2 separate regions of the Homo sapiens genome follow, and region 1 is linked to region 2. A link is a loop called in an ENCODE intact Hi-C map of the cell type or tissue named here. Cell type or tissue: adrenal gland. All regions are shown on one strand. Links, peaks and the distances in the headings refer to the core of each region. The heading gives the core; the rest is flanking DNA. Region 1 has its middle 21 kb from the start of SNORA75. Region 2 overlaps PSMD1 (proteasome 26S subunit, non-ATPase 1).

The links. A loop is a pair of places that touch in the nucleus more often than their neighbours do. Peaks named below come from ENCODE experiments on the same cell type or tissue, not always from the same donor. Only the 100,000 strongest peaks of a DNase experiment are listed, where the experiment ranks them.
Region 1: a loop joins it to region 2, with 2.3 times the contacts of the local background. A loop is called at or near these places in 3 of 110 quality-filtered maps.

The regions. Positions count from the first base shown.
Region 1 is chr2:231,429,513-231,440,867 of GRCh38, reverse strand. It overlaps the pseudogene ZBTB8OSP2 and the pseudogene HIGD2AP1. Among named protein-coding and RNA genes, the nearest start is that of SNORA75, 21 kb to the left of the region's middle. In adrenal gland, for the core only: no CTCF peak of the experiment used is centred there; no DNase peak of the experiment used is centred there.
Region 2 is chr2:231,088,587-231,099,941 of GRCh38, reverse strand. The region is part of intron 16 of PSMD1 (proteasome 26S subunit, non-ATPase 1); the gene reads right to left. Among named protein-coding and RNA genes, the nearest start is that of HTR2B, 31 kb to the left of the region's middle. In adrenal gland, for the core only: no CTCF peak of the experiment used is centred there; no DNase peak of the experiment used is centred there.

The DNA.
Region 1 (11,355 bases), core at 1,682-9,681, 340 kb before region 2:
TCTCTACTAAAAATACAAAAATTAGCCGGGCATGGTGGTGCATGCCTGTAATCTCAGCTACTTGGGAGGCTGAGGCAGGAGAATTGCTTGAACCTGGAAGGTGGAGGTTGTGGTGAGCTGAGATCACGCCACTTCACTCCAGTCTGGGCAACAGAGCGAGACTCAGTCAAAAAAAAAGAAAAAAGAAATAAAGGAAAGAAAGAAAAGAAAAAAGAAAAGAGCACATGAAAAGGCATTCAATGACCAGGAGTGGTGGCTCACGCCTGTAATTCCAGCACTTTGGGAGGCTGAGGTGGGCAGACTGCCTGAGGTCAGGAGTCTGAGACTAGCCTGGCTAACATGGCGAAACCCTGTCTGTACTAAAAATACAAAAAAATTAGCCTGGCGTGGTGGCGTGTGCCTGTAATCCCAGCTACTTGGGAGGCTGAGGCAGGGGAATTGCTTGAACCAGGGAGGTGGAGGTTGCAAGCAGCCAAGATGGCGCCACTGCACTCCAGCCTCGGTGACAGAGCGAGACTTCGTCTCAAAGAAGAAAAAAAGAAAAGGCATTCAACATCATTAGTCACCAGAGAAATACAAATTAAAGCCACAATGAGATACCAACATGCACCCACCAAATAGTTCAAATTAACAACACTGACAATGCCGAATGTTGACAAGGGTGTAAACAACGAGAACTCTCATATATTGCTGTTAGAATATGAAATGGCACTGTTAGTGGTGGTAGTTACCTGTATGAGTCTGCGGCGACCTCCGTTCTTGCCTTCTCAGAAGAAAGAATTCGACTGAGGGCCGTAAGGCATAAGGAGAGAGATCAAGGCAAGTTTTAGAACAGGAGTGAGTTACTAAAAAGCTTTAGAGCAGTAAGGAAAGGAAGGAAAGTACACTTGGAAGAGGGCCAAGCGGGCGACTCAAGAGACCCTAGTGCACAGCTCGACGTCTCGACTTGGGGTTTTGCACATTGGCCTACTTCCGGAGTCTTGTTCTCCCCATTCCTTGGATCTTATTGGAAAGCTGCTGGTCACCAATTTCAGGTGTTTTCCATCTATTAAGAGACGGCCTTTCCCTGCACTGGCTGTGATCAATTATTACTTTAGAGAGACAGTTAACAACCACCTGACCATCACCTGATGGTTGCCCGACACTCCTAGTGTGTGTGGGGAGCCTTCTCCTGGCCTGCTCATACCTGACTAGCTACCTACTGTAGCGGCTCAGCCATTTTGGAAAAGTGTTTGACCATTTGTTATAAAGTTAAACACACACCAACTCTGACAGTTTATAAGAGTATAAACTTAAATGTATACCTACTCTTATGACTCAATTCCACTCCTAAATATTTTCTCAAGAGAAGTGAAAACATATGTCCACAAAAAGACTTGTGTAACAATGTTTGTAGCAGCTTTATTCATAATAGCCCAAAACTGGAAAGAACTCAAATGTCCATCAGGAGGAGAATGGATAAACAAGCTGTAGTATATTAAGGCAATGGAACATCACTTAGCACATTTTTGTTTTTTTGAGACAGGGTCTCCCTCTGTTGCCAAGGCTGGAGTGCAGTGGTGTGATATCAGCTGACTGCAGCATCTACCTCCTGGGCTCAAGCAATCCTCCCACCTCAGCCTCCCAAGTAGCTGGGAACACAGGTGCACGCCACCACATCCAGCTAATTTTTAAGTTTTTTTAGAGACGGAGTCTCCCTATGTTGCCCAGGCTGGTTTCAAACTCCTGGTGCTCAAGTGATCCTCCTGCTTTGGCCTTCCAAAGTGCTGGAATTAAAGGCACGAGCCCCTGCACCCAGCCTACTTAACAATTTTTAAAAACCTACTTATTCATTCAACAACGTGGATGACTCAAAAATCTTATGTAGAGTGACAAAATCTAGAACTAACAAGAACACTAATCACTGGTCATAGAAATCAGAAAAGTGGTTGTCAGAGTAAACAGAAAACCTACAGAATGGGAGAAAATATTTGCAAACCATGCAGTCGACAAAGGTCTAATATCCGGAATCTATAAGGAACTTAAAGAATTCAACAAACAAAAAACAAATAACTCCATTAAAAAGTGGACAAATACACGAACAGACACTTCTCAAAATAAGACAAGAGTGGCTGGGTGCAGTGGCTCATGCCTGTAATCCCAGCACTTTGGGAGGCTGAGGCGGGTGGATCACCTGAGGTTGGGAGTTCGAGACCAGCCTGAGCAACATGGAGAAACCCGTCTCTACTAAAAATACAAAAATTAGCCAGGTGTGGTGGTGCATGCCTGTAATCCCAGCTACTTGGGAGGCTGAGGCAGGAGAATCGCTTGAATCCGGGAGGCAGAGGTTTCGGTGAGCCAAGGTCATGCCATTGTACTCCAGGCTAAGCAACAAGAACATAACTCCGTCTCAAAAAATAAAAAAACAAACAAACAAACAAACAAATAAATAAGACAAGAGTGGCCAAAAAACATGAAGAAATGCTCAACATCACTAGTCATCAGAGAAATGCAAATCAAAACCACAATCAGGGTCTGGGCCAGGTGCAGTGGGTCACACCTGTAATCCCAGCACTTTGGGAGGCCGAGATGGGTGGATCACTTGAGGTCAGGAGTTTGAGACCAGCCTGGCCAACATAGCAAAACGCCATCTCTACTAAAAATACAAAATTAGCCAGGTATGGTGGCTCATGCCTGTAATCCCAGCTACATGGGAGGCTGAGGTGTGAGAATCACTTGAACCTGGGAGGCAGAGGTTGCAGTGAGCTGAGATGGGACCACTGCACTCCAGCCTGGACAACAAAGCGGGACTCTCAAAACAAAAACAAAAACAAACCACAATGAGATAACATCTCACACCAGTCAAAATGGCTATTCCTAAAAAGTCAAAAAACAACAGATGCTGTCAAGGCTGCGGAGAAAAGAAAACACTTATATGCTGTTGGTGGGAATGTAAACTAGTCCAGCCACTGTGGAAAGCAGTTTGGAGATTTCTTTTTTTTTTTTTTGAGACGGAGTTTCACTCTTGTTGCCCAGGCTGGAGTGCAGTGGCTCGATCTCGGCTCATTGCAGCCTCTGCCTCCCGGGTTCAGGCAATTCTCCTGCCTCAGCCTCCCGAGTAGCTGGGATTACAGGTGCACACCACCACGTCCAGCTAATTTTTAGTAGAGATGGGGTTTTGCAATATTGCCCAGGCTGGTCTCGAACTCCTGACCTCAGGTGATCCACATGCCTCAGCCTCCCAAAGCGTTGGGTTTACAGGCATAAGCCACTGCGCCCGGCTGGTTTGGAGATTTCTAAAAGTACTTAAAGCAGAACTACCATTCGATCCAGCAATCCATTCCTGGGTATATATATTATTAAAAGAAATATATGTAAATATACATAAAATATATTTTTCTTTTTCTGACCTTCACCAGGAGGCAGAGCTCGGAGTCCCGATTTTCTCCTGTAGCTGTGGCCTGGACATGGCGGCTCCTGGCCCTGTGACTCCAGAGGTCCCCTTTGAACCATGGAAGCCCCCAGTCATTTAGGGGTTTAGCTCCACTGTTTACAGCAATCCAGAGAGTTTCAAGGAAAAATTCCTTCACAAGACCCGCGAGAACCACATGGTACCCAGGTTGCCTAGGCATGGCGACCGCCCTCACCTACGGCCTCTACTGCTTCCACCAGGGCCACAGTCAGCGCTCTCAGCTCATGACACGCACCCGGATCGCTGTCCAGGGCTTCACAGTCGCAGCCATCTTGCTGGGTCTAGTCACAACTGCTATGAAGTCTCAATCCTGAGCCCATGGTCTGGCCTTGAAAGCTCTGCAGAGATCATTCCAAAACCCAGGAGCAACCACTGGCCCTGCCGTGGGACTTAGTCCTTCCTCCCCTTTCAGAGGCCCCAGTGTCGTTGGGGGTGGAAGTGATCCTTTGTGTACCCGCAACTAAAATACTTTTTCAAAAATCCCAGATTCTGTTGTTTGAATGTTACATACCTCTATTTGTGCCACATCTCTTCCACTCCCCTGCTTAATAAACTCTAATCCACTTATAAAATATATATAAAGTTATTATTTTTGAGACAGAGTCACTCTGTCACCCAGGCTGGAGTGCAGTGGTGTGATCTCAGCTCACTGCAACCTCCACCTCCTGGGTTCAAGCTATTTTCATGCCTCAGCCTCCCAAGTATCTGGGATTACAGGCGGCCCCCACCATGCCCAGCTGATTTTTGTATTTTTAGTAGATATGGGGTTTCGCCATGTCGGCCAGGCTGGTCTCGAACTGCTGATCTCAAGTGATCCACCTGCCTTGGCCTCCCAAAGCACTGGGATGACAGGAATAAGCCACTTTGTCTGGCCTATATAAATATATATAATATATTAAATTATTATTATTATTTGAAATGGAGTCTCACTCTGTCACCCAGGCTGTAGTGCAATGGCGCGATCTTGGCTCACTGCAACCTCTGCCTTCCAGGTTCAAGCGATTCTCATGCTTCAGCCTCCCGAGTACCTGGGATTACAGGCCACCAAGTCTGGCTCACTTTTTTTGTATTTTTAGTAGAGACAGGGTTTCACCATGTTGGCCAGGCTGGTCTTGAACTCTTGGCCTCAAGTGATCTGCCCGCCTCGGCCTCTCAAAGTGCTGGGATAACAGGCGTGAGCCATTGTGCCCGGCCATGTTAAATTATATGTATGTGTGTGTGTGTGTGTGTGTGTGTTTATATATATATATATATATATATTTTTTTTTTTTTTTTTTTTTCCTGAGATGGAGTTTTGCTCTTGTTGCCCAGGCTGGAGTGCAATGGTGCCATCTCGGCTCACCGCAACCTCCACCTCCCGAATTCTAGCGATTCTCCTACCTCAGCCTCCCGAGTAGGTTGATTAGGCTGGTCTCGAACTCCTGACCTCAGGCGATCTGCCTGCCTCGGCCTCCCAAAATGTTAGGATTACAGGTGTGAGCCACTGTAAATTATATATTAAGTATATAATATATTATACATATTAAAATAAAATAAATCATTCTACCAAAAAGACACATACACTTGTATGTTTTTCACACCGCTATTTACAATAGCAAAGACATGGAATCAACCTCAGTGTCCATTAATGGTGGACTGGATAAAGAAAATGTGGTACATATACACCATGCAATACTATACAGCCATAAAAAAAAAATGAATGAAATCATGTCCTTTACAGCAACATGGATGCAGCTGGAGGCATTATTCTAAGCAAAGTAACTAAGGAACAGAAAACCAAATACCACATGTTCTTACTTGTAAGTGGGAACTAAACATTGGGTACTCAGGGACATAAAGACAGCAACAATAGACACTGGGGACTACTAGATGGGGAAGGAAGGAGGAAAAGGGTTGAAAAACCAACTATTGGCCGGGCACAGTGGCTCATGCTTGTAATCCCAGAACTTTGGGAGGCTGAGGCAGGCAGATCACAAGGTCAGGAGTTCCAGACCAGCCTGGCCAACATGGTGAAACCTTGTCTCTACTAAAAATACAAAAACTAGCCAGGTGCGGTGGCAGGCGCCTGTAATCCCAGCTACTTGGGAGGCTGAGGCAGGAGAATTGCTTGAACTCGGGAGGCGGAGGTTGCAGTGAGTCGAGATTGCACCACTGCACTACAGCCTGGATGACAGAGCAAGACTCTGTCTTGGGAAAAAAAAAAAAGAAAAACCAACTATTGGGTACTATGCTCACTACCTGGGTGATGGCATCAATTGTACCCCAAACCTCAGCATCACACAACATATCCATGTAACAAACCTGCACGTGTACCCCCAAATATAAAATAAAAGTTGAATTTTTAAAAAATTTATATTTATTTATTTTGAGATGGCGTCTCACCCTGTTGCCCAGGCTGGAGTGCAATGGGGCAATCTCGGCTCACTGCAACCTCCGCCTCTCAGGTTCAAGTGATTCTCCTGACTCAGCCTCCCGAGTAGCTGGGATTACAGGTGGGCGCCACCACACCCGGCTAATTTTTTGTATCTTTAGTAGAGACAGGGTTTCGCCATGTTGGTCAGGCTGGTCTCGAACTTCTGACCTCATGATCTGCACACCTTGGTCTCCCAAAGTGCTGGGATTACAGGCGTCAGCCAGGGTGCCCGGCCACTAAATTTTTTTTTTTTTTTTTTTTTTTTTTTTTGAGATGGAGTCTGCTCTGTTGCCCAGGCTGGAGTGCAGTGGTGCAATCTCGGCTCACTGCGACCCCGCCTCCTGGGTTCAAGCGATTCTCCTGCTCAGCCTCCTCAGTAGCTGGGGTTACAGGCGCCCATGACCACGCCTGGCTAATTTTTGTATTTTTGGTAGAGACAGGGTTTCACCATGTTGGCCAGGCTGGTCTGGAGCTCCTGACCTCAGGTGATCTGCCTGCCTCAGCCTCCCAAAGTGCTGGGTTTACAGGCATGAGCCGCCACACCCGGCCTAAAAGTTGAAATTATTAATAAAGAGTCATGGCGCAGGCAGAGGAAGATGTTAGAGATTACAATTTGACTGAGGAACAGAAGGCGATCAAGGCCAAGTATCCGCCAGTCAATAGGAAGTACGAGTATTTGGATCATACGGCGGATGTGCAGTTACACGCATGGGGAGATACTCTGGAGGAAGCATTCGAGCAATGTGCAATGGCCATGTTTGGTTACATGACAGATACTGGGACAGTGGAGCCCCTCCCAACAGTAGAAGTAGAAACCCAAGGAAATGACTTACAGACTCTTCTGTTTCACTTTTTGGATGAATGGCTTTATAAGTTCAGTGCTGATGAATTCTTCATACCCCGGAAAGTGAAAGTACTTAGTATTGATCAAAGAAATTTCAAATTATGATCAATTGGGTGGGGAGAAGAGTTTTCATTGTCCAAGCATCCTCAGGGAACAGAAGTCAAGGCAATAACATATTCAGCAATGCAGGTCTATAATGAAGAGAAGCTGGAAGTTTTTGTGATCATTGGCATTTAAGACACCAAAAAAGAAAAGACTCCTATGAAGAACTGTTTTTTTTTCCTCTTCCTTTTGAGAAGACAGTATGAATTAAATTCTACAGCATCTTTTGATATATGGAAATTTGTAGAACAGAAATGTTTTAAGTGTGACTTTCAGAAAGGGAAAATCAGGGCACAGCCTTGCTCTGTGTTCCCCAAATATTCAGACTTTAAAGAATTCTTCAACCCCCAAGGGAGAGTTATGGTCCTTTGATTCTCTGCTGTGGCAGTAGGTGCCTCATGCCCTTCCAGTGCAATGCAAGCCCTCCAGCCTCGCCCCAGAGAGGAGCACTGTTGTCAACAGCAGCCTGAGGCTGAATCCAGGTTGAAAAAAGAATAACCCCAAGTTGGTTAAGACATATATTTTCTTTCTTTCTTTCTTTTTTTTTTTTCTTTTTTTTTGAGACAGAGTCTCGCTCTGTAGCCCAGGCTGAAGCGCAGTGGCGTGAGCTCGGCTTACTGCAAGCTCCGCCTCCCGGGTTCACACCATTCTCCTGCCTCAGCCTCCTGAGTAGCTGGGACTATAGGCACCCACCACCACGCCCTGCTAATTTTTGTATTTTTAGTAGAGACGGGGTTTCACCGTGTTAGCTAGGATGGTCTCGATCTCCTGACCTTGTGATCTGCCCACCTTGGCCTCCCAAAGTACTGGGATTACAGGCATGAGCCACCACGCCCGGCCACAAGACATGTATTTTCTATATGTACATCAAGGGAGGTTGTGTTTTAGGTTGCTGTAGGACAGAGCTATCCTGTATTCCAGTTGGTTTTTGTAGAGAAACAATTAGACTTCTCTACATGGAGCCCTGATTTTTCTCTCATGCTTTCACTTTTTTAAAAGCACCAATGATATTTCCTGTTTTCTCATAAGAAAAAGTCAATATTATGCCTTACAAAGAGACCTTTCCTTCTAATATAGAATTTTATTTGAAAGTGAGTATGTGTGTATAACTAGAGAATAAAAGAATTTTTGAAAAATTAAAAAAAGAAATTATTAATAAATAATAATGAGAAAAAAATTTTGAAAGTGATAAAAGAGAAAAGTGGGTGTCTCCAGGGGTAGGGTAGAGATTGAATGGAAAGGCACCCAGGGAATTTTCTGGGGTGTTGAAAATATTCTATGTCTTGAAAGGGGTGGTGATTACACAAGATGTACACAATTGTCAAAACTAATCAAACTGTATGCTTAGGATTTGTGCATTTTTTTGGATGTAAATTATACATTAATTTAAAAAATATAGGCTGGGCATGGTGGCTCATGCCTGTAATCCCAACACTTTGGGGGGCCGAAGTGGGCATATCATTTGAGCTTAGGAGTTCAAGACCAGCCTGGGCAACATGGCAAAACCCCATTTCTATAAAAAATACAAAAAATGGCCCAATGTGGTGGTGCATGCCTATAATCCCAGCTATTAGGGAGGCTGAGGTGGGAGGATTGCTTGAGCCCAGGAAGCAGAGGCTGCAGTGAGCTGAGATCAGGCTACTGCACTCCAGCCTAGGCGACAAGACAACTTGACCTTACTGTTTTAGGCTGGCCCTCATGTCTGTGTGCGGCGGCTGCCACCACTCTAATCCTTTTATAAAGGACCTCAAAATCACAAACTCTGCTCAACTCACTCTCTACAGTTCTCATAACTTTCAAAATCTATTTTCTTCCGCACACCTGACACATCTACTTTCTGCTCCCCGGCTCCTTCAGCTATACTCACTCTTCGTTGAGTCTCCCACAATTACCACTGTTCCTGGCCCGGACTTCAATCCAGCCTCCCACAATATTCCTGATACCACACCTGACCCCCATGACCGTATCTCTCTGATCCACCTGACATTCACTTCATTTCCCCATATTTCCTTCTTTCCTGTTCCTCACCCTGATCACACTTTGGTTCATTGATGGCTGTTCCACCAGGCCTAATCGCCACTCACCAGCAAAGGCAGGCTGTGCTATAGTGTCTTCCACATCTATCATTGAGGACACCGTGCTGCCCACCTCCACTACCTCTCAGCAAGCTGAACTCATTGCCTTAAATGGGACCCTCAGTCTTGCAAAGGGACTGTGTGTCAATATTTATACTGACTCTAAATATGCCTTCCATATCCTGCTCCACCATGCTGTTATATGGGCAGAAAGAGGTTTCCTCACTACGCAAGGGTCCTCCATTATTAATGCCTCTTTAATACTCTTCTTAAGGCCGCTTTACTTCCAAAAGAAGCTGGAGTCATTCCCTGCAAAGGCCATCAAAGGACCTCAGACCCCACTGCTCAAGGTAACAATTATGCTGATAAGACAGCTAAATAAGCAGCCAGTATTCCTATTTCTGTCCCTCACAGCCAGTTTTTCTCCTTCTCATCAGTCACTCCTACTTACTCTCCCACTGAAGTTTCCACCTATCAATCCCTCCCCACTCAAGACAAATGGTTCTTAGACCAAGGAAAATATGCCCTTCCAGCCTCACAGGATTAGGTCTCTTCTTCCTTACTCTACTCTTTACAACAAGGCTTTATGCAGTCACCCCCTCCTTCCTGGCGTCACCCCCTCCTTCTTGGACTGCACCTCACAAACTTTTTCATCCCTGCTATTTTCCTCTTCACCATTCTCACCTACTCATAAATGCCCTGCTCTTGTTTACACTGACAGTTTACACCTTTTCTCCAAACCATCACAGCTGATATCTCCTGGTGCTATCCCCAAACCACCACTCTTGACTCCCTTTTGGAGTGGATGGAAGATCTTTGCTGGCAGGGCACACTCCAATACTTTCACCCTGATGAAATCCTATTCTTTACTTTTATACTCACTTTTAACCTCAATTCCCATTCTTATGCTGCCCTCTACCCTTAAATTTTCTTTAAGGTGTCCACACAGTCCTGGTCACGCTTGAAGCAGTCCTGAGAAACATCGCCCCTACGCCAATAATCCCCGGAAGAAACTTACATTTTCTTTATCTTTTCTTATAACTGTATATTTTATAAATAAAAAGACCGGAATGTCAAGCCTCTGAGCCAAAGCTCAGTGTCACGCGTGTCCATGTGAAAAGAGTCCACCAACAGGCTTTGTGTGAGCAACAAGGCTGTTTATTTCACCTGGGTGCAGGCGGGCTGAGTCCAAAAAAGGAGTCAGCAAAGGGTGGTGGGATTATCATTAGTTCTTATAGGTTTGGGATAGGTGGTGGAGTTAGGAGCAATTTTTTGTGGGCAGGAGGTGGATCTCACAAAGTACATTCTCAAGGGCAGGGAAAATATCACAAAGTACCTTCTTAAAGGTGGGGGAGGATATTACAAAGTACATGATCGCAAGGGCGGGGAGGGTGTATTGTCATAAGGTCAATTGATCAGTTAGGGTGGGGCAGGAACAGATCACAATGGTGGAATGTCATCTTCTGTGGTTCTTCAGTTGCTTCAGGCCATCTGGATGTATACGTGCAGGTCACAGGGGATATGATGGCTTAGCTTGGGCTCAGAGGCCTGACAGTCAGCCATTATAACCCCTGTGACCTGCACATATAAGTCCAGATGGCCTGCAGGAGCCAAGAAGTCTAGAGCAGACGAAAAATCACAAAGAAGTGAAACAGCCAGTTCCTGCCTTAACTAATTAATCCACCTTATGACATTCTACCATTATGACTTTTTCCTGCCCTGCCCCAGCTGATCAATTGACCCTGGGACATTCTTCTTCTGGACAATGAGTCCCATGATCTCTACACCATGCACCTTGGGACCCCCTCCTCTGCTAACAATAGATAACCACCTTTAACTGTAACTTTCCACTGCCTACCCAAACCCTATAAAGCTGCCCCTTTCTTATCTCCCTTCGCTGACTGCTTTTTCAGAGTCAGTCTGCCTGCACCCAGGTGATTAAAAAGCTTTATTCCTCGCACAAAGTCTGCTTGCTGGTCTCTTCACACAGATGTGCTTGACAAAAATCAAGTGCTCCAACTCTCTCTCTCTTTTTTTTAAAGAGATAGGGTCTTGCTATGTTGCCCAGGTAGGTCTCGAACTCCTGGCCTCGAGCTGTCCTCCCACTTTGGCACTCCAAAATGTTGTGATTACAGGTGTGAGCCCCTTACACCTGGCCCCAGCTATTTTTGAATTGAGCTTTCCTTACACAAAAAAACCCTTGCATCTTTAAATGCATTTTCAGAAGGGATCCTTTTCATTTTGCTGGTTTCCTTCTTCCATTCACAAGAATTTTTCAGCACAAAAAACATGGTGGCTTTTGTGGACTGTCATGTTCATTGCCAAAACTGAAACTGGATAATACGTATTTATCATATGTCTCTTTCTTCAATACTACAACTGTAATGTGGTATGATAGTGTTGTAGGAGTTAAGAAATTATTTTAGGCAGATAAGAGAGGAAAAGGGGTCCCTGGGAAGTTTTCGTTTTT
Region 2 (11,355 bases), core at 1,760-9,759:
CTCTGTGCACAGACCAAGGAAGGAGAAGCCGTGGGAGCCGGTAAAGTATTTCCTTGGTGGTCAGGACCAAGGTAAGAAAGCCGCAAGGGGGAGGGGGGCAGTGAACTACTCCTTGGTCGGGGTGGCTTAGAGGTTAAAAAGAGGCGAGCCATCCCCATTTCGGGGGATTGAACCTCACACAAACCTCCAGTAGCAGAAAAGGCAGAGATTTCCAGTGGGGAAACTGAGCCTCACACCCCAAAAGGCAAGACATTTCCAGTGGGGAAATTGAGCCTCACCCCAAAAGGTGAGAAATTTCCAGTAAGGGAAATTGAACCTTGAACCTTACCCCAAAACCATCAAGATGGGAAATACCCCAAGCAAGACAGGGAGCAAGGGAGATAAAGATGGTAACAAAGACATCCCCCTGGATATCTCCCTAGGTCTCATGCTAAAACACTGGAAGGATAACGAAAGGACTAAACTTAGGAAAAAGCAACAAATGATAACAATATTGCTGTTTTATTTGGACTCAGGGACCCACCTTCAAACCCTCAATCTTCTGACCAAACTTTGGGTCGAATGAGGATGTAACGTGTCAGCTTCTAATCCGATATGTTAATGGTAAAAGTCCAGTGTCTCAGGAAGAACTAGGCTATGCCCTTTATTGGAGGCAAAGACCTGCCCTCCTTTTTCCTTTAAAAACAAATAGGGAAGAACCCAATCTGGTACCTCAAAATGAAAAGTCAGAGGAGCCAGCTCTCATGCCTAAAAATTCCAGCGCATGGGATCCCTTAGACTATCTAACCCCGTTCAGTGTCCCCAATCTTTCCGCTCAGACAGCCACTGCTGCCTCAGATCCCATTCCAAATTCCCTCTCTACTCAACGTTATCCTTCCTCGTTATAACCCTGACTCTTAGGAATTACCATCCCATCAGCCTGTTCCCTCCCAACCTAAATACCCCTCTCTAAAAGGACTCCAGTGTGAAGTAGAACAATGTAAAAAAGATATTCAGAATTTCCCATTTCCCTCTGTACCTAAGAGATCAGCCCCGACTTTCTTTCCTTTGAAAGAGGTACCACAAGGAAGGGGGGGCCATTGGCTTTGTAAATGCTCCCCTAACCAGTTCAGAAATCCAGAATTTTAAAAAGGTGCTTAAACTGCTACTGGATGACCTTTACGGAATGGCAGACCAAATTGACCAATTCTTAGGACCTCAGTTGTATACTTGGGTCGAGTTAATGTCCATCTTGGGCATCCTCTTTTCAGAGGAAGAAAGAGAAGCTCTACTCCCGCTGGTCCCTCCCCTAGAGGAAGTGGAAGGAGAGGGGAGAACAGCAGCATAAGTGGCTGGCAGAGGCAGGGAAAGAACAGCAGAGAGGGGAGAGAGAGAGAGAGAGAGAGAAGAGAAAGGGGAAAGAGAGGCAGAGAGAGAAAGAGAAGAAGAGACAGAAAAAGAGGGAGTCAGAGAGATAGAGACAGAGAGAGAGAGAAAGAGACAGAGAGAGAGAGAAAGAGACAGAGAGACAAAGAGGGAGTCAGAGACAGAGAAAGAGAGAGAACAGAAACTCAAAGAGAGAGAGAGATAGAAGTAGTAAAGAGAAAACAGTGTACCCTATTCCTTTAAAAGCCAGGATAAATTAAAAACCTATAATTGATAATTGAAGGTCTTCTCCGTGACCCTATAACACTCCAATACCACCTTGTTGTCAGTGTAAACAAGGGTGTAGCCAGAAAGCACTGAAGCCACTTACAACCTGTAGCTTTCCTATCAAAAATCCTTAACCCAGTAACCCGTGGATGGCCCAAATGCATTTAATCTGTAGTGGCAACTGCTTTGCTAGCAGAAGAAAGCAGTCCGGCACCCTGCGGGTCAGCCCCCGAGGGCCATCCAGCTTCCGTCTCCCAACACTAAGTTCAATTCATGTCTCTCACGACAGGGAGGAAACTTAGCATTCCTTGGAGACCTGAAGGGATGCAGTGAGCTTAAGAATTTTCAACAGGTTATCAATCAGTCAGCCCTTGTTCATCCCCAAGCAGATGTGTGGTGGTATTGTGGTGGACCTTTGCTGGACACTCTGCCAAATAACTGGAGTGCACTTGTGCTTTAGTCCAATTGGCTATCCCTTTCACCCTGGCATTTCATCAACCAGAGGAAGGAAAAATAAGACACTGTAAAGCAAGAGAAGCCCCCTATGGGTCTTTCGACTCTCACGTCTATTTAGACACAATTAGAGTCCCACAGGGAATACTAGATCAATTTAAAACCCAAAATCAAATAGCTGCAGGATTTGAGTCAATATTTTGGTGGGTGACAATAAAAATGTAGACTGTATAAACTACATCTATTACAACCAGCAGCGATTTATTAACTACACTAGAGATGCTGTTAAAGGAATAGCTGAACAATTAGGGGCTACTAGTCAGATGGCTTGGGAAAATAAGATAGCCTTAGGCTATCTTATTTATTAGCAGAAAGAGCAGGAGTTTGTGTCATGATTAAAACTCAATGTTGCACCTTTATCCCAAACAACACTGTTCCTAATGGAAGTATAACAAAGGCACTGCAAGGTCTGACTGCTCTATCCAATGAGTTAGCCAGCAACTCAAGGGTAAATGACCCCTTTACAGGATGGCTAGAAAAGTAGTTCAGTAAATGGAAAGGAATAATAGCCTCAATTCTTATTTCCCTCACTGCCGTAATAGGTAATTATTCTTGTTGGGTGCTGTGTCATACCATGCATCTGTAAGTTGATGCAGAGGCTCATAAAAACAGCACTTACTAAAACCTCCACCAACTATCCTCCATCTTATCCAGAGAAGCTTCTTCTTTTGGAAAATCAAGCAAAACAACTAAGCCAAGACTTGTAAAAAAGTTTGAAAAGAAAGCTGTAAGGAAATACAAGGGGAGGGATTGTTAGATATGAGTTCTAAATTTGTTTTCAAAGAATATGTCAGTATGTTCAATTCTTTGCCTTCTACTTTTAAACTTAACTTCCTCATAAAGCAACCTTTTTCGATTTCCTACTCCACCCTGACTCATTCCGATCATCTGCTCCACCCTAACTCATTCCAATTACCTGCTACCTGCTCTGCCCTGACTCCCGCCAAAGCGCTCACCCCGTCATTCTCTTTAAGTTAGCCAATCAGAATTAGTTTAGCCTGTGCGGTCTAACCCTAGCCAATAGGGAAATGACACAGCAGCAGGGGCCACGTGCATCAGGGATAAGAACGCTTTCCCCTCCCTTGTCCAAGTGTGCGCTCACCACTGCTCCATCTGTAAGGGCGCACCCTTCTATAGAAGTAACTTGCCTTGCTGAGAATTAAAAAGAAAATTTTATATTCAAGTGCTATTTCTTTTGTGGCACCGAAACTTTATATGTAACAGTTGTTTCCCATAACCCGTGGTTCCCCGAAGAAGGTACATTAGACATAGAGCTCTGGAAACCAGTTGGGAGAAATCTTAAACAACATCATGCAGAAGGGCAATGGGTCCCAGTAACATCTCTAATGTTATGGGCCTTAGTCAGGGCTGCTTTGGTCCTGCTATACACAGAAGTGCCTAAAAAGGGTAGGGAAGAGGAACCATCACCTACCTTACCGACTCCATCTCCCTCAGCCCCGCCATTAACAGAAAAAAATAACAAAAAGGAAATGGAGGTTTTGCCTGAGTCCCCTCCTCCAATAAATTGGAAAAAAGACAAGGGATATCCTACAGCTATGGGATTCTGTCTTAGGCAAGCAGCATTAGAAGGGGAGCTCTTAGCCTGCCTGGTAATGCAAGATCAACAAGGCAATCAGGTACATGAACCCATTTATTTTAAAGCTTATAAAGAGATAAGAAAAAGCATTAGAAAGAACGGAGCCGCTAGCCCATTTACAAGAGGTTTGAGGTCACTCTGCAGACCTCTTTCTAATAATGGCCACTGTTATTATTCCTCCCCTACCCTTAACATGGCTCTCTCAAGATCCAACTTGGGTAGAACAGTGGCCTTTAAAGGGAAAGAAATTACAAAGAGCCCATGAATTAGTTGAGGAGCAATTAAAAGCTGGCCATATAGAATTGTCAAACAGCCCTCGGAATTCACCCATTTTCGTCATTCCCAAAAGGTCTGGCAAATGGAGACTTCTGCATGACTTACAGGCTATTAATGCTAATTTGCAACCCATGGGGCCTCAACAGGGCCTCCCTTCCCCCGCAGCGATTCCTCAAGATTGGCCTTTAGCCGTTATTGACTTAAAAGACCGCTTTTATACTATTCCCCTTGCAGAACAGGACAGAGAAAAATTTGCATTTACCATACCAGCTATCAATAATGAAAGGTCAGCTAGCTGATTTCATTGGAAAGTGTTTCCTCAAGGGATGCTAAATAGTCCTACCATGTGTCAGTATCATGTCAATCAAGCTTTGCTCCCCAGTAGAAAAGAAGTTCCTACTTGCAAGATTATTCATTTTATGGATGATATTTACTAGCAGCCCCAACAAAGGCATTTAAGTTTATATGCCTCTGTCATAAAGAATACACAGCTAAGAGGTTTAAACATAGCACCTAAAAATGTGCAAATGTCCTCTCCTTGGAAATATCTTGGATACATGCTAATTTCCTGGTCAATAAGACTTCAAAAGGTTAAATTAAATACTAGCAACTTATACACCTTAAATGATTATCAAAAATTATTGGGCAATATTAATTGGCTTCGTCCCACCTTGGGCATGACTACTGATAAGCTGCAAAACCTGTTTTCCATCCTAAAGGGCAATACAGCCCCAGACTCTCCCAGGTATTTAACTCCTGCAGCAAAAAGGGGAATTGAGGAAATAGAGCAAGCTATTTCTCAGAGGCAACTAAATCGCATAGACCCAAATTATTCAGTTCAATTGTTTGTTTTTCCTACTAAACACTCCCGACAGGGTTAATAGGACAAATGGCCCCAGGGCTACGCTTCCTGGAATGGATTTTTTGCTCACATACCTGGACTAAAACACTATCTCCCTATATCCAGCTAGTTAATAAAGTCAACTATACAAGCTGCAGACAATGCAATCAGTCACTAGGTTATGACCCTGATGTCATAGAATTCCTTCAAGTAAAAAGCAATTCAAAGCAGTATTGCCCTTATCTCTAGACCTGCAAATAGCACTTTCTGATTATACAGGCCATATAGAGCATGCCCTTCCTGCTGACAAACTTAATTCAGTTCTTATCTCATACTTCTGTAGTTGTGCCTATAAAAGTAGTTCACTCCCCCATACCCAACGCTTTAATGCTTTTTACTGACGGTTCTGGTAAAAATGGAAAAGTGGCAATTTGGTAGAAACCACATAATTCCCTTACTCATTCTGGATTTACTAGCACTCAGACAGCTAAGGCTGGAGCCTTAATACTGGCACTGGAAACTTTTTCTGCTCAGCCCATCAATATTGTTAGTGACCCTGCTTACTCTGTTTATTTATTGCAGAACCTTGAAACAGCCCTCAAGTCCATTCTCGAGCCCACCCTGTGTGCACTTTTTCTTTGACTTCAGCAATTGCTGGATCAACGTACACATCCTATTTCTAATCACACATATTGGAGCCCACAGCTCACTGCCTGGCCCATTGGCTTATGGCAATGAACAAGCAGATATGCAAGTTATGACGTCACTGCTTGACCAAGCCACCCAATTGCATCAATTTTTCCACCAAAATTGGAGTAATTTAACTAAACAATTTAAACTCACCCAAAGGCTAGCTAAAGAAATTATCCTGCAATGCCCAGATTGCCAGCTCACAGGCACCTCCCCTCCTTCAACACGTGTTAACCCTAGAGGACGGCACCGCCCCTCCAACAGGTGTTAACCCTAGAGGACTAGAACCTAATCAGTTATGGCAAACAGATGTTACTCACATCCTAAATTTAGAAAACAAAGATATGTACATGTATCCATTGATGCCAATTCTCAGTTAATTAGTGCACATACTTTTCCTGGAGAGTCCACCCAATATATTATTAAACATCTACTCTTAACTTTTGCATTTATAGGGCGGCCCACAAAAATTAAAACTGATAATGGTCTGGCTTATGCCAGCTCACAATTTCAACAATTTTGTCACACGTGGAACATCCAACATTCCACAGGCATCTCGTATAACCCCCAAGGACAGTAGAACATACCCATTCCACTCTTAAAAATATGCTCAAAAAAACAAAAAAGGGGGAATATGGGTAAGAACCTGGCAACACTACTGGCACAAGCCTTATTTACCCTTAATTTTTAAAATTTAGATGATAAATTTCAGCCATAGAAAAGCACTTTGCTAAAACCTCTCAAGACATAAAACCTGCAGTTTAATGGAAAAATGTAAATAGTAATGTATGGTGTGGTCCAAATGATTTGCTTACATGGGAAAGAGGATATGCTTGTGTTCACACCCCCTCAGGTCCTCTCTGGATTCTAGCACGATACATCAAATCATACCATGGTGTGGCTAGGACCCAACCTGGTACCAGAAATGAAGGAAATGTCCCTGCAGGACCAGCAGCCCCGGACGACGCGGCTTCCTAGGATGACACAAGCCCCGGACTTTACCTGGGGGATGCTGAAGAAGACAACTCAGGAGGCTGAGCGAATCCTGCTCCAGACACAGACACCATTCACTCCACATAATTTGTTCCTTGCTATGCCTTCTGTTGTACACTGCAACTCTCATAGGGTATTAACCCTTCTTAATCTCTCACTCTGCCTGCAACCTGCACCTGCTACTCTCTATTGGGCTCATCTCTTAGATCTGCTTTTCTTTTGCCCTGTTACTTGAGCAGACACCCGCTTCCCAACCTCTAATAACATAATTGCTTGGCTTAGATCTGCTTTTCTTTTGCCCTGTTACTTGGGCAGACACCCCCTTCCCAACCTCTAATAACATAACTGCTTGGCTAGGAGGGATTGACTTACCCCCAGTGGGGTCCCTCATTAATGGCACACATTGGATTAAGATGCCAGGTAACACTATATATCACTCCACTATCCTCCCACTGTGCATTAGTTATAAAAGTTCCAATCCTTACTGTGTACCTGCCCAAACTCAAGTATGGCTATATCATGGCAAAGGAAATGCCTTAACATTCTTGGTTGCAGATAGCCTCAAACCGGGCAATGCAACCAACGCCACTTTCCCCAACATTCCTTCCTGTGCTAAAGAACATAGCCAGGAAAGTAATGGATTCCACTTTGGCTGGGAGGTCTGTCATGGAGGACAAGCCCGTAGACTCCATTTAGGCTATTATAACATCTTAGACTAGAGCCCCCACTGACACTTGCAGAGCAACCATACTGATGTCCTCATCCATCGTGGCATCAATCACAGTTTTGCAGCCACGTCTCATTCCCGTACAATTTGGGCCGATGGAGGGACGGGATATCCCAGATCCCAAGGAGAGTCCATGCCACCCCAAGACACTTTATGGTGCCTGGGACATCTTAGCATCTCCCTTTACACCTGGTATGGGACATACCATAATTCCAGTAACAACTATACTGTGACCTTTATTCATAATCACACAGATCAGTGCCTGATTTGCACTACCCATCCATATGTTTTCCTTATGGGAACCAATATTTCCATTACACCCCAAAACTCCACGTTTGTGACCCGAGTGCAGGGACAGGTTTGGTTTGCCTCATGCGTCACTAATTATATCTAATTTAAATATTACTAGTATCATGGTATTAAGGAGACAATCTGAAGCATTCCCACCAATTTGACACGTGATTGGCAAGGTTCCTCTGCTCTTGCCACCTGAGAACATGCCCCGTCCCAGGTCAGACCCAAAAGATTCATAGGCACACTTATAAAACCTTTATAGTCTCAGCCATAGTCATCTTAGCAACTGCTAGTATTGCTGTGGCCTCTATTACTGAATCTGTAAAAACAGCTACCTTTGTAGGTAACTTGGCCAAAAATGTGTCTAATGAACTTCTCTTAGAGCAGGGTACAGATCAAAAGATTCTTGCACGCCTGCAAGCCCCTGAGGCTGCCTTAGAATATACAGGGGAGCAGCAAGATGCGCTGGCATTCCGACAGCACTTAAACTGTGACTGGGAGCATAAGTGTATCTGTGTCACCTCCCTACCTTGGAATCAACCAATACATAGTTGGGATGAGGTGAAACAACACCCCTGGGGAACCTTATATGATAATTTAACAGCAGACTTAAGACAACTTAAAACTAAAATTCTAGAATCCCTAAACACCGTAGATCTACACGCCCAACAAACAGCCATATGGAAGGATGTGAGATAACATCTCTCCTGGATAGACCCCCACTCCTGGGGGTCAATTCTTGTTGGAAAAGAATGTTACTGATTATACTCATGTTTGTCTTATGCTATTTACTAATTCTAGGATGCAAAGCTGGAAAACGAGTTATAACCACTATGCCTAACAAATCTGCTGCTGCACACATCTGTACTCTTCAATTAACAAAACCTGATGTAAAAAGCAGAAAAGGAAGGAGGAGATGTAGGAGATCAGTCAGGGTGGTGGGAAAAGTTATAAAAATTATAGGGAAAGATGCAAACCTTATTGGAAGGCCGGGAGGTTTTGCAAAAGCTTCAAGAGGATTTAGCTGAAGGCAGTTAAATTCTCTTAAGAGCAAGGGTTACATAACAAGGGAATGTAAAGGAACTTATCTAGATAAACTTGTTTACTCTTGTCTCCAGAAACTAATCTGTGATCATTCGTGTGCAGGACTGCTCTCTATTTGGTGGGTCGACAATGTTAATTACCCACAAATTGTGTTTGCTCCAAGCCTTTCTCATTAAATCTGTACTAAATAAACACGAGCATCTCTGGCTTATAGAGGCGGCTAACTCTCTTCGGCCCTAGTGCCAGCAGCCCCCTAGCCCACTCCTTCACTGGATATCCATGTCTGAGAACTTCTTTCATCTATCACTCGGCCAGGGTCTGCAGGTCAGACCCAAAAAGTGATTACTTCTTTTTTATTTTTTCCTACACCTAACATTTCAACAATGTCGACAGCATCTTCAGGAGTAGATTCCAAATGAAGAAACTACTTTCTTTGCTCATCCCAAGAAACAACTCCTCAGCCATTGATGTTTTATCAGTCACATCTTCAGACTCCATTTCTAGTTCTAGTTCTCTTGTTATTTTCACCAATTCTGCAATTCCTTCTTCCACTAAAGCCTTGAACCCCTCAAAGTTATCCATGAGGGATGGAATCAACTTCTTCTAGACTGCTGCTAATGTTGATATTTTGACTTCCTCCTGTGAATCATGAATGTTCTTATGGCATCTGGAATGGTGACTGCTTTCCAGAAGGTATTCAATTTACTTTGCCCAGAGCCATCAGAGGAATCACGTTTTATGGCAGCTAGTCTTTTTTATTTATTATTTATTTTTTTGAGATGGAGTCTTGCTTTGTCGCCCAGGATGGAGTGCAATGGTGTGATCTCAGCTCACTGCAACCTCCGCCTCCCAGGTTCAAGTGATTTTCCTGCCTCAGCCTCCTGAGTAGCTGGGATTACAGGCACCTGCCACCATGTCCAGCTAATTTTTGTATTTTTAGTAGAGACAAGGTTTCACCGCAGACAGGGTTTCACCATGTCAGCCAGGCTGGTCTCAAACTCCTGATCTTGGGTGATCTGCCGCGTTGGCTTCCCAAAGTGCTGGGATTACAGGCGTGAGCCACCACGCCCAGCCTATGGCAGCTATAGTCTTAAGAAATGACTTAAATAATACGACTTGAAAGTAAAAAATTACTCCTCGATCCACAGGCTGCAGAATGGTTATTGTGTTAGCAGGCATAAAAATAACATTAATCTCCTTGTACAACTCCATCAGAACCCATGGGGGACCAAGTGCATTGTCTATGAGCAGTAATATTTTGAAAAGAATCTTTTTTCTGACCAGTAATTCTCAACAGTGGGCTTCAAATATTTAGCATACCACATAAACAGATGTGCTGTGTGATGGTTAATACTGAGTGTCAACTTGACTGGATTGAAGGATGAAAAGTATTGATCCTGGGTATGTCTGTGAGGGCGCTGCCAAAGGAGATTAACATTGGAGTCAGTGGGCTGGGGAAGGCAGATCCACCCTTAATCTGAGTGGGCATAATCTAATCAGCTCTCAGGGAATATAAAGCAGGCAGAAAAACGTGAAAAGGAGAGACTGGATTAGCCTCCAGCCTACATCCTTCTCCTGTGCTGGATGCTTCCTGCCTTCAAACATTGGACTCCAAGTTCTTCAGTTTTGAGACTCAAACTGGCTCTCCTTGCTCCTTAAGCTTGCAGACAGCCTATTGTGGGACCTTGTGATTGTTTAAGTTAATACTTAATAAACTCCCATATATATATATATATATATCCTATTAATTCTGTCCCTCTAGGGAACCCTGACTAATACATGCTGTCATCCAGGCTTTGTTGTTTCATTTCTAGAACACGTAGAACAGCTTTAGCATAATTCTTAAGGGCCCCAGCATTTTCAGAATGATACAAGAGCATTGGCTTCAACTTAAAGTCACCCACTGCATTAGCTTCTGACAAGAACAGCCTGTCCTCTGAAGCTGTGAAACCAGGAATTGACTTCTCCTCTCTAGGCTATGAAAGTCCTAGATGGCATCTTCTTCAAATAGAAGGCTATTCTGTCTACATGGAAAATCTGTTGTTTAGGATAGCCACCTTCATCAATGATCTTAGCTAGATCTTCTGGGTAACTTGCTGCAGCTTCTGCATCAGCACTTGTTGCCTCTCCTTGCACCTCCATGTTATGGAGACAGCTTCTTTCCCCAAACTTCATGAACCAAGCTCTCTGCTAGCTTCAAGCTTTTCTTCTGCAGCTTCCTCACCTCTCTCAGCCTTTCCAGAACTGAAGAGTTAACGTCTTGCTCTGTATTGGGCTTTGGCTTAAGGGAAGGTTGTGGCTGCTTTGATCTTCTCTCCGGAGCACTACAACTTTTTCCTTATCAGCAATAAGGCTGTTGCACTTCCTTATCATTTGCGTGTCCACTGGAGTAGCACTGTTAATTTTCTCCAAGAACTTTTTCTTTGCATTCACAACTTGGCTATCTGTGATGCAAGAGGCCTACCTTTGGTCTATCTTGGCTTTCGACATGTCTTCCTCACTAAGCTTTATCATTTCTAGTTTTTGATTTAAAGTGAGAAATGTGGGACTCTCTCTTTCACTTAAGCACTCAGAGGCCATGTAGGGTTATTAACTGGCCTAATTTCAATATTATTGTGTCTCAGGGAATAGGGAGTCCCAAGAAGAGGGAGAGAGATGGAGGAATGATCGGTGTGTGGAGCAGTCAGAACACACATTTATTGATTGAGTTTGCTGTTTTACATGGGTGTGGTTCGTGGTGTCCCAAAA